Linked DNA regions of Homo sapiens: regions 1 and 3 are each linked to region 2. The links are chromatin contacts, found by Hi-C or POLR2A ChIA-PET in ENCODE. All regions are on one chromosome and are shown on one strand. The core of a region is the stretch at or near the end of the contact, and the rest is flanking DNA. Distances in the headings are between cores, read along the strand shown.

What was found. A loop is a pair of places that touch in the nucleus more often than their neighbours do. ChIA-PET counts read pairs that join two places held with the same protein, here RNA polymerase II (POLR2A). Pooled maps may share reads with other maps.
Region 1: a map of CD8-positive, alpha-beta T cell shows a loop between it and region 2 (8-fold over the local background). The contact joins the promoter of EPB41L4A-AS1 here to the promoter of PJA2 in region 2. A Hi-C loop is called at or near these places in 2 of 168 maps with a recorded cell type or tissue (CD4-positive, alpha-beta T cell and CD8-positive, alpha-beta T cell) and 14 of 50 pooled maps. POLR2A ChIA-PET finds 5 or more read pairs at or near these places in 2 of 52 experiments (CD4-positive, alpha-beta T cell and activated B cell).
Region 3: a loop to region 2 is called in a map of gastrocnemius medialis, with 14 times the contacts of the local background. The contact joins the promoter of NREP here to the promoter of PJA2 in region 2. A Hi-C loop is called at or near these places in 2 of 168 maps with a recorded cell type or tissue (gastrocnemius medialis and naive thymus-derived CD4-positive, alpha-beta T cell), 1 of 37 single-sample maps with no recorded cell type and 12 of 50 pooled maps. POLR2A ChIA-PET finds 5 or more read pairs at or near these places in 1 of 52 experiments (activated naive CD8-positive, alpha-beta T cell).

Annotation. Positions count from the first base shown.
Region 1 is chr5:112,159,276-112,161,775 of GRCh38, reverse strand. EPB41L4A-AS1 (EPB41L4A antisense RNA 1) reads right to left here and starts at 1,250. Exons shown (of 3, transcript NR_015370.2): 1 at 481-1,250; 2 at 1-73. SNORA13 (small nucleolar RNA, H/ACA box 13) reads right to left here and starts at 291; the gene lies at 159-291. It also overlaps a transcript of EPB41L4A not described here. RefSeq lists enhancers at 446-495, 606-655, 676-775, 551-1,283, 1,156-1,365 and 1 more.
Region 2 is chr5:109,407,706-109,411,773 of GRCh38, reverse strand. PJA2 (praja ring finger ubiquitin ligase 2) reads left to right here and starts at 1,800. Exons shown (of 10, transcript NM_014819.5): 1 at 1,800-1,932. RefSeq lists enhancers at 1,166-1,345, 2,456-2,575, 2,616-2,715 and a silencer at 1,856-1,935.
Region 3 is chr5:111,755,289-111,759,423 of GRCh38, reverse strand. It overlaps NREP (neuronal regeneration related protein), which reads left to right and starts at 2,230. Exons shown (of 4, transcript NM_004772.4): 1 at 2,230-2,288; 2 at 3,594-3,654. The coding sequence starts at 3,652. RefSeq lists silencers at 1,100-1,459, 1,480-1,879 and an enhancer at 2,473-3,030.

The sequences.
Region 1 (2,500 bases), core at 1-2,500, 2.8 Mb before region 2:
CTTCAGGTCACCTTTATGCTCCCAGATGGTATTCAGCTAGCAGCAGTCTACACTTCAGGCATCCATCTTCCACCTGAACAAAAATTAGAACTGGCTAAGAGAAACCATACACTTAAGGCTAGCAGGGTCAAGATCACGCGTGGAAACGTAAAAGCAGCAACTGTTACTTATGCAGCTCCTACACCAAAGGTATCAAATTTAAGGGCAGGAAAAGGCTGCAAAGCGTTTAATTTACGCCTTTTTTGACACCACATTCACTAGTTTCCAAAGTGAATGGGCAACACAAAGGCTGACACTGCGTGAGGTAGGCTTTATGGCATAAGGTTGCTGACTGGCTGACAGTAATGCCGATTACAGCCTAAAAACGGACAATACATTTCAGAGAAATTTTCTCACGATTTAAAATCCGACTTAATAATGAAAAGTGAAATGCGATGCGTTTTAAATGGCGACTGGTCTTGCACGAACGTGAAAACTCACCTGTAGGGTAGGTGATCACTCCCGACGAGCACCGCACGTGGAAACAGCTGTAACCAGGCACGCTGCTTTTAAGTTATTTTATACGGGGGCAGGGCAAGCATAAAGTCAGTTATACGGTAAGGCCTTTTCACTGACGAAAATAAAACCAGGCTTATCTGGAGAACTCCCTGGCATAGTCGATGATGTAAACACAAATCGACGAAGCTCCCCGTTTCCAAACGTGGGAACGCAGGCCTGAGGCCAGGCCGCTGCCCTTGTTCACGGCCCCGGACACTTCGGACACAGGCCGCCGCAGTCGACTCACCAGACTCAGGGTGGCCGCGTTCCCCCGCCCGGCGCCCCTGCGTGAGAGACCACGCGGCCACAGCCAGGCGCCATCCCAGAGGACCCAGAGCAAAAACCACAGCAAGCTCGCACCAAAAGGAAGAAAGGACAGGCTTCCGTCCCACAATGCTTTTCTACAAGTGGAAGGACCCACTGTCCGAGAGCGCGAGGGGGGAGCGGGCTGTACCATCGGCCGCTGCGCTATGGCGAGACGCCGCCGTGTGGCCGGAGGGAGAAGTGCCAGTGAGGGACCGAGGGGCGTGTCACCAAAGGGAGGAGGAGCCTGGGTTCTCAGCCCGAGTCACCTCTGCGGATGTGTGGCCAGTTCTTTCCACAGAGGAGGTATCCAGACATCCCCCCACCCGACCAGGGTCAAGAGCATATGATCAGTGCTGGCAGCGGCAGGAGCCCAAAGGACTTTAGACCACGTATTTTGGGACCCGACAGAATTCATGAGTCCAGCTGAGGAAGAGTAGAGTCATTCATTCGAAAGATATTTAGTCAGCACTTACTATGCTCCAGGCCCTGGCCTGAGTGCCTGGGAATCAGGTGTGGGTGAGCCAGGCAAGGTTTCTGTGGTACATTCTGCTTGGGTGAGTAGGCCACTGACCAAGTGAGCCCGGATGCTGAAATTCTACAATGTAAGTGCCAGGAGGGCAGCAAAAGAGGGTCATGCCATAGGGTAGCGCTGTCCGATGGAAACAGTGTGAGCCATGAGTGTAATTTTAAATTTTCCAATTGCCACATAAAATGTGAAAAGAACGCCGGGCGCGGTGGCTCATGCCTGTAATCCCAGCACTTTGGCAGGCTGAGGCAGGTGATCACCTGAAGTCAGGAGTTCAAGACCAGCCTGGCCAACATGGCAAAACCCCGTCTCTACTAAAAATACAAAAATTACTTGGGCTTGGTGGCGGGCGTCTATAATCCCAGCTACTTGGGAGGCTGAGGCAGGAGAAATGGCTTGAACCCGGGCGGGGTGGGGGTGGAGGTTGCGGTGAGCCGAGATCATGCCACTTGACTCCAGCCTGGACAAAAGGGCGAAACTCCGTCTCAAAAAAAAAAAAAAAAAAGTAAAAAGAAACAGATCAAATTAATTTTAATAATAACCCAACATATTTTAAATATTTCAACAGGCAATCAATATGAGATTATTAATAAGATATTTCTTTTATATCTACTAAGTCATAAAAATCCGGTGTATATTTTATACTTCCAGCACATTTCCGTTCAGACTAGACACATTTCAAGTGTTCAGTAGCTCATGGGGCTAGGAATAGGAAGACTGGAAGTGAACTCCGAGCAGATGTGTGAAGGCGGTTATGCAAGATCTGGAGACAGCAGGCCTTGGCCAGTGTGGCTGGAGTCGAGTAAGGAGTGTAGAGTGACAAGATGCAGCTGGAGAGCCAGGCAGGAGCAAGGCACTTAGGGTCTTGTCACACAGGGCAAGGTGTTGGGATTTTATGCTGAAATCTTAGAGTTGATTAATTATCACCACAAAAATTAAGCAGAGTTTGTTAATTGGCTTTTTTCCTGATAACCATAACTCCTTGAAGGGACAGGACAAGTGGCAGCAAGACAAGTTGTATGATAACAACTAGGTCTCCATGTTTCTCTAAGTCCTAGCAGAGATTCATCCAGAGACCAGTTTTAGCACCTTTCGTTGTTTCTTTGAAGCCTACTTCTATAAAAGAAAGAA
Region 2 (4,068 bases), core at 551-3,050:
TGATAAAAATACCATTTGAGTGCTGTATCTTTAATGTGTGTCTAATGCTTGGTAGCTTGCCCTTTTAACAAAGACAGTTGTCTTTAGACTTAGAGCCTTTAGTGGACAACAGTTTCTAGCCACAATTTAAAAACATTGTTTTGCATTCATTTTTCTTACAGTTACTTTCAACTTATAATAGGTGATGCTAGTTTTCCATTTATAGTACTTTTATAAAGTCTCCTTCTTAAAGAAATTAAAGAAAATATACATTTATTTAAAGAAAAAAGGACAGTGAGTAGTATACACAGATACAGTATGAAAAAGGTTGAAATTTGGGAATCCCTGCCTTCTAGAACAGGTTAATGTATCCAGTTGGGCCAATCTGGAACACCCTAAAGGGAAACTAGGGAAATGTAATTAAAATATGAATTTTGTTTTTTTTCAAAGAGGTACTTGGATGGTTAAAGTCAGAACTCCTATAGCAACACGTGTGAAGGCAGAGTAATATCAAGCAAGGAATGGTTTTTTGGTAAGAAACGTACTACAGGAGTGGGCTGGGATTCAGATTGGATTTCACAAAATGTCTGGCAAATTCTCATAAACCTAAATTTCTACAGTAAATTTTGGGTAATTTATTTCCATCAACAGCAAAAAAAAATTAGTCTCAGTTCACTGGCAAGAGAGTTCGCTGTTGTTAAGGGGACAGCACAAGAAGTGGGGCTCTTAATTCGCGGGGGAGGGGTGGCGATGAATATATCCTGGGCATCAGGCGACGGGTCGGGGGTGGGGAATAAGAGAAGACAGAGGGACTGTAATCAGATAAGCGGACACGTTTCAAGATGAATAAAGGGAATATGTGCGGAACGAAGAAACAGTTTTGTATCACTGACATAATTAACTAAACTGTTACCCAGGTTTAAATTAAGCAAGGTGTCCGGGGACTGCAGCTGTTGTATTTATTTTGGTTGCATGTGATGGGAGCTGTTACTTCCCGGCTTGACAAACAGCCTCAAGATGCAAGCTGGGAGGCTGTGGTCAGCCCAAGGCTATACAGAGGAAAGGCAGGCCTCCTCTGAACCCCGCCCCAGCAGAATAAGAAGCGAGGGGCAAGGGTCAGCGCGGAGAGGGAGGGTGGAAAGCGCCATATAGTGCCCAGGGTCAGGGTGGGTAAACAAGCCTTTCTTCGTGTCATTTTTTTTTTTTGTCTCACCGATATCTGCATTGTAACTGAACTTTATGCCAGGAGACCTTAACCTTGTTAATCAGGTTTCCAGTCGAATCAGGATCGATTTTAATGCCTCCATTTTGGTTGTTGCTGTTGGAATTTCCGAAAAAGCCTAACTGCGCCAGTCTTTCTGTTAGTTCTCCACACCCCCTTCCCTTTCCGAGACCCCGCCCTTTTCTCTCAGCCCAAACCACAAAAGGCCGCGCAGTTTTAGCTCCTACACGGTGCTCCGCCCCCTCCCCAAACGTCGCAGTACTGCAGGGAAAGGAGGTGGGCTCGGCTGGGGCGGGGGACTGAGTCGGCTTCGTCTTTCCGCTCTTCAGCCAATTGGTGAACTCCCCCTGAGGGAGATGGGGGAGCAGGCTGTAGAGAAGGTCCAAGTATTTTTCCCTTTTTCTGCCACGTCCCAACCATTGACGTGAGCCCACTCCTCAGGTTCTGATTGGGCGTATGCATTGTCCCCCAGCAGAGACCCTGTAAGCTGACTGGTCATCTCTGCTATGGGGGAGGGGCTTGCGTACTCTCCTCCTTCGCCTCCACCGCGGCGCAAGGGGCGGGACTCACCGCCACCGCCTCTGCTTCCGCCGCCGCCACCGCCGCCGCCGCCGCCACAGCCGCCAGCCGCTTCGCGTTCGGCGGGGGAGGAGTTGGAGGCGGAGAAGAAGGCGGTGGTGGCGGGTGGAGGTTCGAGCGCTGTTCTCGCTCCGGAGCCGCTGCACATTTCGGTGAGGGTTTTTTTTTTTTTTTTTCAGTCTGGCTTGTTCCGCTGTCGGGAGTGTGGGGGTCGGGGCGAGGAAATTGCTGCGTTCAGCTCCTCAGTTTCTCTGTCTCTAGCTTCGGAAGGAGCGGGGCTTGTCCCTGGCCTGCTGCGCCGGCCATGGTGGGTGGGGTTGATGGCTGTGGGAGGCCTTCTTCGCCTCCTGGGCCCTGTCCAGCCCGGACCCGGGCCGCGCTCCTATCCGGGACGGTCGCGCCCGCCGCCCCCCGACAGATGACATTGGTTGGTATCGGGGTCTTCGCTGCCGCTCTTTACTGCTGCCTCTTCTGCTGTCCTTGGTGACTTGGCCAAGGAGCCCGCTGGCTTTCCCCTACACTCGCCACTGTACAAGAGTTTGCCCCCCAACCAACACCTCACACCCACCTTCTGCGGTTTCCCGTCACCCCGCGTAGAGCGGAACCATCTTACGCCACAGGCCTGCAGCACCCCTCCCCCGAGGAGCCTTCTGTTGCCGTCGTTTTGCTGGGCGTCTGCATTTTCCCCGATTGTCAGTGAGGCTCGGCACGCAGACACCCCGCTCGAGCCGCAGCAGTCGCTCTACTCCCGGGATCAGCACCTTTCCGCCAGGGCTGCTCTCAGTTAGCGATGTCAGGCCAGAGCTCCTCTTGCAGATGCACCTTTAATTTGGCCTCCCTCAGATGACTGGTAATCATTTTGCGCACATTCAAAATGGTGAGGTTAAAGACGCTCAGACCAAGTTGAAGCAAAGGGGAGGTGGTAAATAGTCGTTTTGCAGGGAGGAGAGTAATCTGAGAGTTCCTTCTCCGGACATTAAAAAAAAAAAAATTTACATCCGCATAGGCGCTTCTTTTGAGTCTGCTGGTTCTGTGAAGTTTAAAATTTTCATTGCAGGCTTAATGTATTCTGTTTTATCATGAAATATTTGGTCACATTTCTTTAAAATGGCAGTCACCTTTGCTGAAGGCTACGGATCATTTGAAGTGTATGTGAATAAACCTGAGGATAACAGTAATAAACGTTTAAACTGTATTTTTCAGTGTTGTAATTGTCTTTTGGGGTTCATGTCATTTTTATATGAGATGACCACTTAATTTTAAAAATTCATTGCAGACATGCAAGTTTGATGTACACTTCAACAATATAAATAACGGACTGTTAGGTAAAATTTAAATATTTCTTTTCATCCCCCAGTCCCACTCCAGTGTAAAGTTGACAGTTTAGTGTTCATTTTTCAAAATCTTGCAAATGCACTTCTAGACACATACAAGTACACGTAAAGTTTTTTTTTTTGAGGGAGGCTATACCATATACCAAACATGTTTGCATACCGCTTGCTTATTGACTTAATTACATATGTTGGACATTTTTACTTTTTACATATAGGTCTCCCTAATACTTTTTAAAAGGCTAACTGGTATCTCGTGAGTTTGAATGGGCTATAATTTATTCTATTCCCTTTTTGAAAGACATTTAATTGCAGTTTCTTTTTGCTATTACAAATGATGATTTATAATGAAAATAACTTTCTAATTTATTGATCGATGTTTAATTACAAATTTTAATTCATCCTTGATTTTAAAAAATTAAACAGTATGGAAGAATGTAAGGTAAAAATTACCGCTTCCACTTCTAGTCCTGCTTGCATCTTGATTGTCAGCCACTGTTAACAATTCAGTAAACTTCCTCTATGTGTGATTATTTCTGGAGCATGGGTTCCTAGAAGTGAAGTTGCTCAGTTAAAAGATTATGCATATTTTAAATTTTGGTAACCCTTTCTCCCTCTTTATTACTCTTGTTGAAAATATTCTTGAATGTTTCTTATGCATTTCTTCTTCTAGGTAAACTTTAGACTGAACTAAAAATCCTTAGCTATTTTGAATAAGGTTATATTGAAATTTTAGATTAATTTGGAGACAACTGATCTTTATAGTATTGAGTCTCTCTCCTCAGAAATGTGGCCTCTCCATTTTATTCACATCTTGTTTTATACTGTTAGGGAAATTTTTATAGTTTTTCTTTTTTTTCTTCATACGTATAACATTCCTTCCTGGTATTCCTATTTTATGGTTTGATTCGTGTGGTGGATGGAAACTTTCAGTAACATTTCTCTCTCTCTGTTTTC
Region 3 (4,135 bases), core at 981-3,480, 2.3 Mb before region 2:
AAGAAAGAAAGAAAGAAAGAAAAATTAACACTTCTCTGTGAAAGAACATCTTAGGGAAGTTTTACATAAACGTTAAAGTCCCTGTGTATGTATGTGTTTATATGTATGTTTCCTTGTAGAAGCAGCTTTTGAACAAATATCACTGGGATAGATTTTTGGTAGTCTGATTTGATGGTGCGCCCTTGGGGTCCTTTCCCAGCCTGACCCTGAGGTGAATGCCAAAGATCTCAATGTTGAGGTGCCCTTGAGCAGCGTGTTGGGGTTCCAGACTTGCAGATCAGCCCCCAGGCGTCTCCCCTCTCCCACCACCCAGCCTATGCCTTACACCTTCCTTCCAGTACTTCCCTGGCTGGTAAACTGGCCTGAAAGGGTCAAGGGAATTTGTTGAGTTTTATATTTCTTCCCTTTGTTCCTAGCTATGGCTGCCAAATCATCTTATTTTTGCAGGAAAATTACTGTGATGTTTTAGATTAATTCAGAGAAGCTTTCAGTGGGCTCCTTAAACATCATACCCAGTGCAGTCTAACAGGCATTTGTTGTGGCAATGGCTTTGTAGTTTTAAAGGTGACCTATAGTCCCAGCAACAAGCATACAGAGAACTCAGTGCATTCTTTTAGAATTGTGAGTGTAAAGTATTGCTTTTTAAGGTTTGCTATTGCTGTACCCAGTATGTTAAATCTAAAACATCAGACATTCTGTAAACACGTTTAAAAATTGAGTTTTGTAAATTTGCCTTATTTTCTTTGTTACAATGGAAAACATTGCTTTCAGTGATTAGGGGAAAAAGTGGATGGCAAATTTAGAAGACACTATGATCCTTTATATCTTTTTTTCTTGGAAAGGCAATTTAATTAGGAAATAATCTTCTCCTGTGACATCTGAGAGTTACCATAAAATGATATCCTGCTTTATTGGCAACAGAACCAGTTTATTTGAGTTTGTTGCAAAATTTTGAGCTATTACATTACTATGAAAAGATAGATTTTAAATAAGAACGACGAGTTTACAAAAATCAGAAATGGCAAAGCACTTTATTTTTTAAAGCAATCCTCGATTTTAAAAAGTACAATTTCAGACGGGCAGGCAGTGGGGGAGCGTATAGGGAAGGAGAAGGAAGCACCAGGGGAGTATGTCTTGGGCCGATCACGCCAGGCCGCAGCTCTGGCTGGTTGTGCGCGTGTGACTGTGTGCACGTGTGTGTGTGCACGCGCAGCCACAGGACCTCTGGGCCCGGCCTTCAGGGGCGCTCCCCGCCCCGGGCTTCCCCGCGGAAGGGAGTGGGGCGCGCGTACCCAGCTGAGGGGCAGGGTCCGACCCGAGGCCGTGTGCAAATGCATCCTTCGCGGACTCTTTGTGTGTCTGAGCGCGGCTCCGCGCCGCCGCAGGCACCATTTTCTGCTTCGCTCAGGACAGGCACATAAAAGGAAGGCGGCTGCCGCCCGTCGCCGTCCTCTTTTCCTCAGATGCCCTCTGCTGCAGGTTTATTATTACAGTACGGGCCGCGCCGCCTCTCCCCACGGCCCTGGCGGGCCGCCGGGCTGTGCAGCACCCTGGCCGCCTTCACGCTTGGCGCGCCCCCAAACCGCCTCCTCCACCTCCTTATTTGTCTGAAAAGCAACCGCACGTCGAGGCGGAGAGGCTGGCCGGGGGCGGGGAGGAAGGCCGGGGATTTGCGCGCGCCGTGCTCCCGGGGCGGGGCCGGGGCGCAGAGCTGCGGGTCCGCTTTGTCTCCCCGGGGCGCCGCGCGGTGCAGTGGGGACGGCGCGGCGAGCGGGGCGCCCGGGGCGCGGGTGCGGGGTGTCGGGGCGCGCGCGCCTGTTGGCCGCTCGCCGACGGGGCCCAGAGCCGCCGATTCCTGCCGAGTAAGCAGTCTGGCTCCTAGGCGGCTGCACAGTGGCAGCAAGGCTGGGGCGCTGGCTCCGCGCCAGCTCCATCAGAATTAGCTCATTGTTCACTAGCACCCTAGCGGGAGAGAGAGGGAAAGGGAGAGAGAGAGACTCTTAGAGAAAGAGAGAGACACACACACTCTTGGAGAGAGAGCGCGAGGCAGGGAGATGATCTCCTCCTCCTTTTTCCAAGGCTGCACTTCTTGGAAGTGAAGCCGGTTTGGGTTTTGTTTCCCTTCCCCCTCCTCCCTCCTCTTCCTCCACCCCTTTCCCCTCCCCCTCCCTCCCCCAATCCCCCCTCCCCCCCCAATCTGTCTTTCTAGCATGTTGCCCTTTTTCAACCACATTTGTGTTTCAGGTGTAGAGAGGAGAGAGAGTGAACAGGGAGCGGGGCTTTTGTCTGTAAGTATATGCCATTCCTATCCCCGGCTGGGAGCGCTGGTTTCTCTTTTGTGTCGATTCCTTGCCGTTGCTCTTAGCTGGACCCTTCAACCCTGCAGAGTTCATGCTTCTTCCCTCTAAATTTTAAAGAGCTGAAGCGTGTACCTTGGAGAAATTCTGGCATTTTGGTTGTGCTGCATTCAGGCTGGAATTTAACTTGGGTTTTTTCTAAAATGCACAAGTTCGGAGGGAGAAATGAATTCTTTTGGGAAGGGGTGGGGTTTTGTGCTTGTTGGTGTGGTTAATTTTGTTCTTCTTGCTCCTAAAGCCTTGTTAGAAACTGTTGTGTTTCTTTGCATTAAATGCACTTTGGTGCATGCAAGCTTTTCCTCCCTTTTTATAAAATGAATTTGTGTCCCTCCGCCCTTACACTTGATTACTCTTTCAATGCTGCTGCTTCCGAGGGTCTTCTTAGGCATTCGATCTTGCAGCACTTTTTTCTGCATTTTCTTATAAAGCAGTTGAACTTTGGCGGGGAGGGCCTTAAAAATAAATGACTGTTTTTTTCTTGGTGATTATAATAATCTGATGTGCATTTATGTGTATCTATAATAACATTATAGGAAAACTCTAAGAGCGAATGATACCCTTTTTGAGAACTTTTAGTTTCTCCATTCATCTTAATTTTTGTCATAACTGTGTTAACAAAAGAGCGGTCTTCTGATAATATAAAGGTTGAGGGTAAATCACTGCAGCAGTATGTACATTAATGTTTATTTGGTTTAGGGAGAAGGACAGAATGGTGTATATTCCTGACTCCCCCCACCCCCCCCGCCGTGTAGGGTTTTTTTTTTTTTTTTAAACACGGAAGGTTATGTAATGCAGTGCCATTTCCAAAAATATCCACTCTGAGGCATTACACTACACGGTGGAAGGCTGATTCCTATTCTGTCGTCTTGATTGCAAATATACTGCCAGTAGTATGTCTGGGAACAAAGAGCAGCCAGAAAACAATCTATTTTTATCACTTGGTTCTACTTTTAAGTTGCTAAACCTTTTGAACTCATGCAATTTAAAGATGAACCAAACACTAAGAATAGCCCAGGACTCTGCAAAGCCAAGTACCAGGGATTCCTTTGTCCCTTAGTTAAGCCTATAGGCCACTTGGAAAGCTCTTTCAGAAATCCCAGTAGTTAACAATAATTTGCATGTAACTTATCTTAACCACAGAAAATGGTTATTCGTCTGTAACCTCTAAAGAGGCATTTTTCGTTTGCTGACCTGTGGTGAGGCGATGTGTCTACTGTATTTAAACATATTTTGCAGGTTGGTCTCCCTGGACTGAAGAGAGGGAGAATAGAAGCCCAAGACTAAGATTCTCAAAATGGTAAGACTTGGTCATCAGAGGAGATTCTCAGTACTTCTTACCAGTCTGTTACATATAAATATCAACCACCCATCTTCATCCGCCTCAACCCTTCATTGTTCTACACCCCATCTGACCTTTAAAAGGTTCTATCTCCAGTTCCTGGGAGCGTTGCAGTACAGCAATTTATGTGAATTGGATGTGGCAAATTAGTTCTTTGACTTGCAATTATTTTGAATAGAAAACTAAAATTCCTCTTTCAGAAGTGAGGATTTATTTAATTTGAACAACAGAAACTATTCGGTTCTTTAAGAAGAGTGATGTGTTGTGACACGCATGGAGGTGGTGACAGCAGTAGGGCTCAAACAAAGCCTTGGGTCTTAGAGCTAGGCCGAAGTTACCCAAAACTGAGGAGTCTGTCCAGCTGATCAAACAGCTACTGTATATGCTATCCTTTAAAGCAATATAGATGAAAAGCATGAATTTTTATATTAATGTGCCC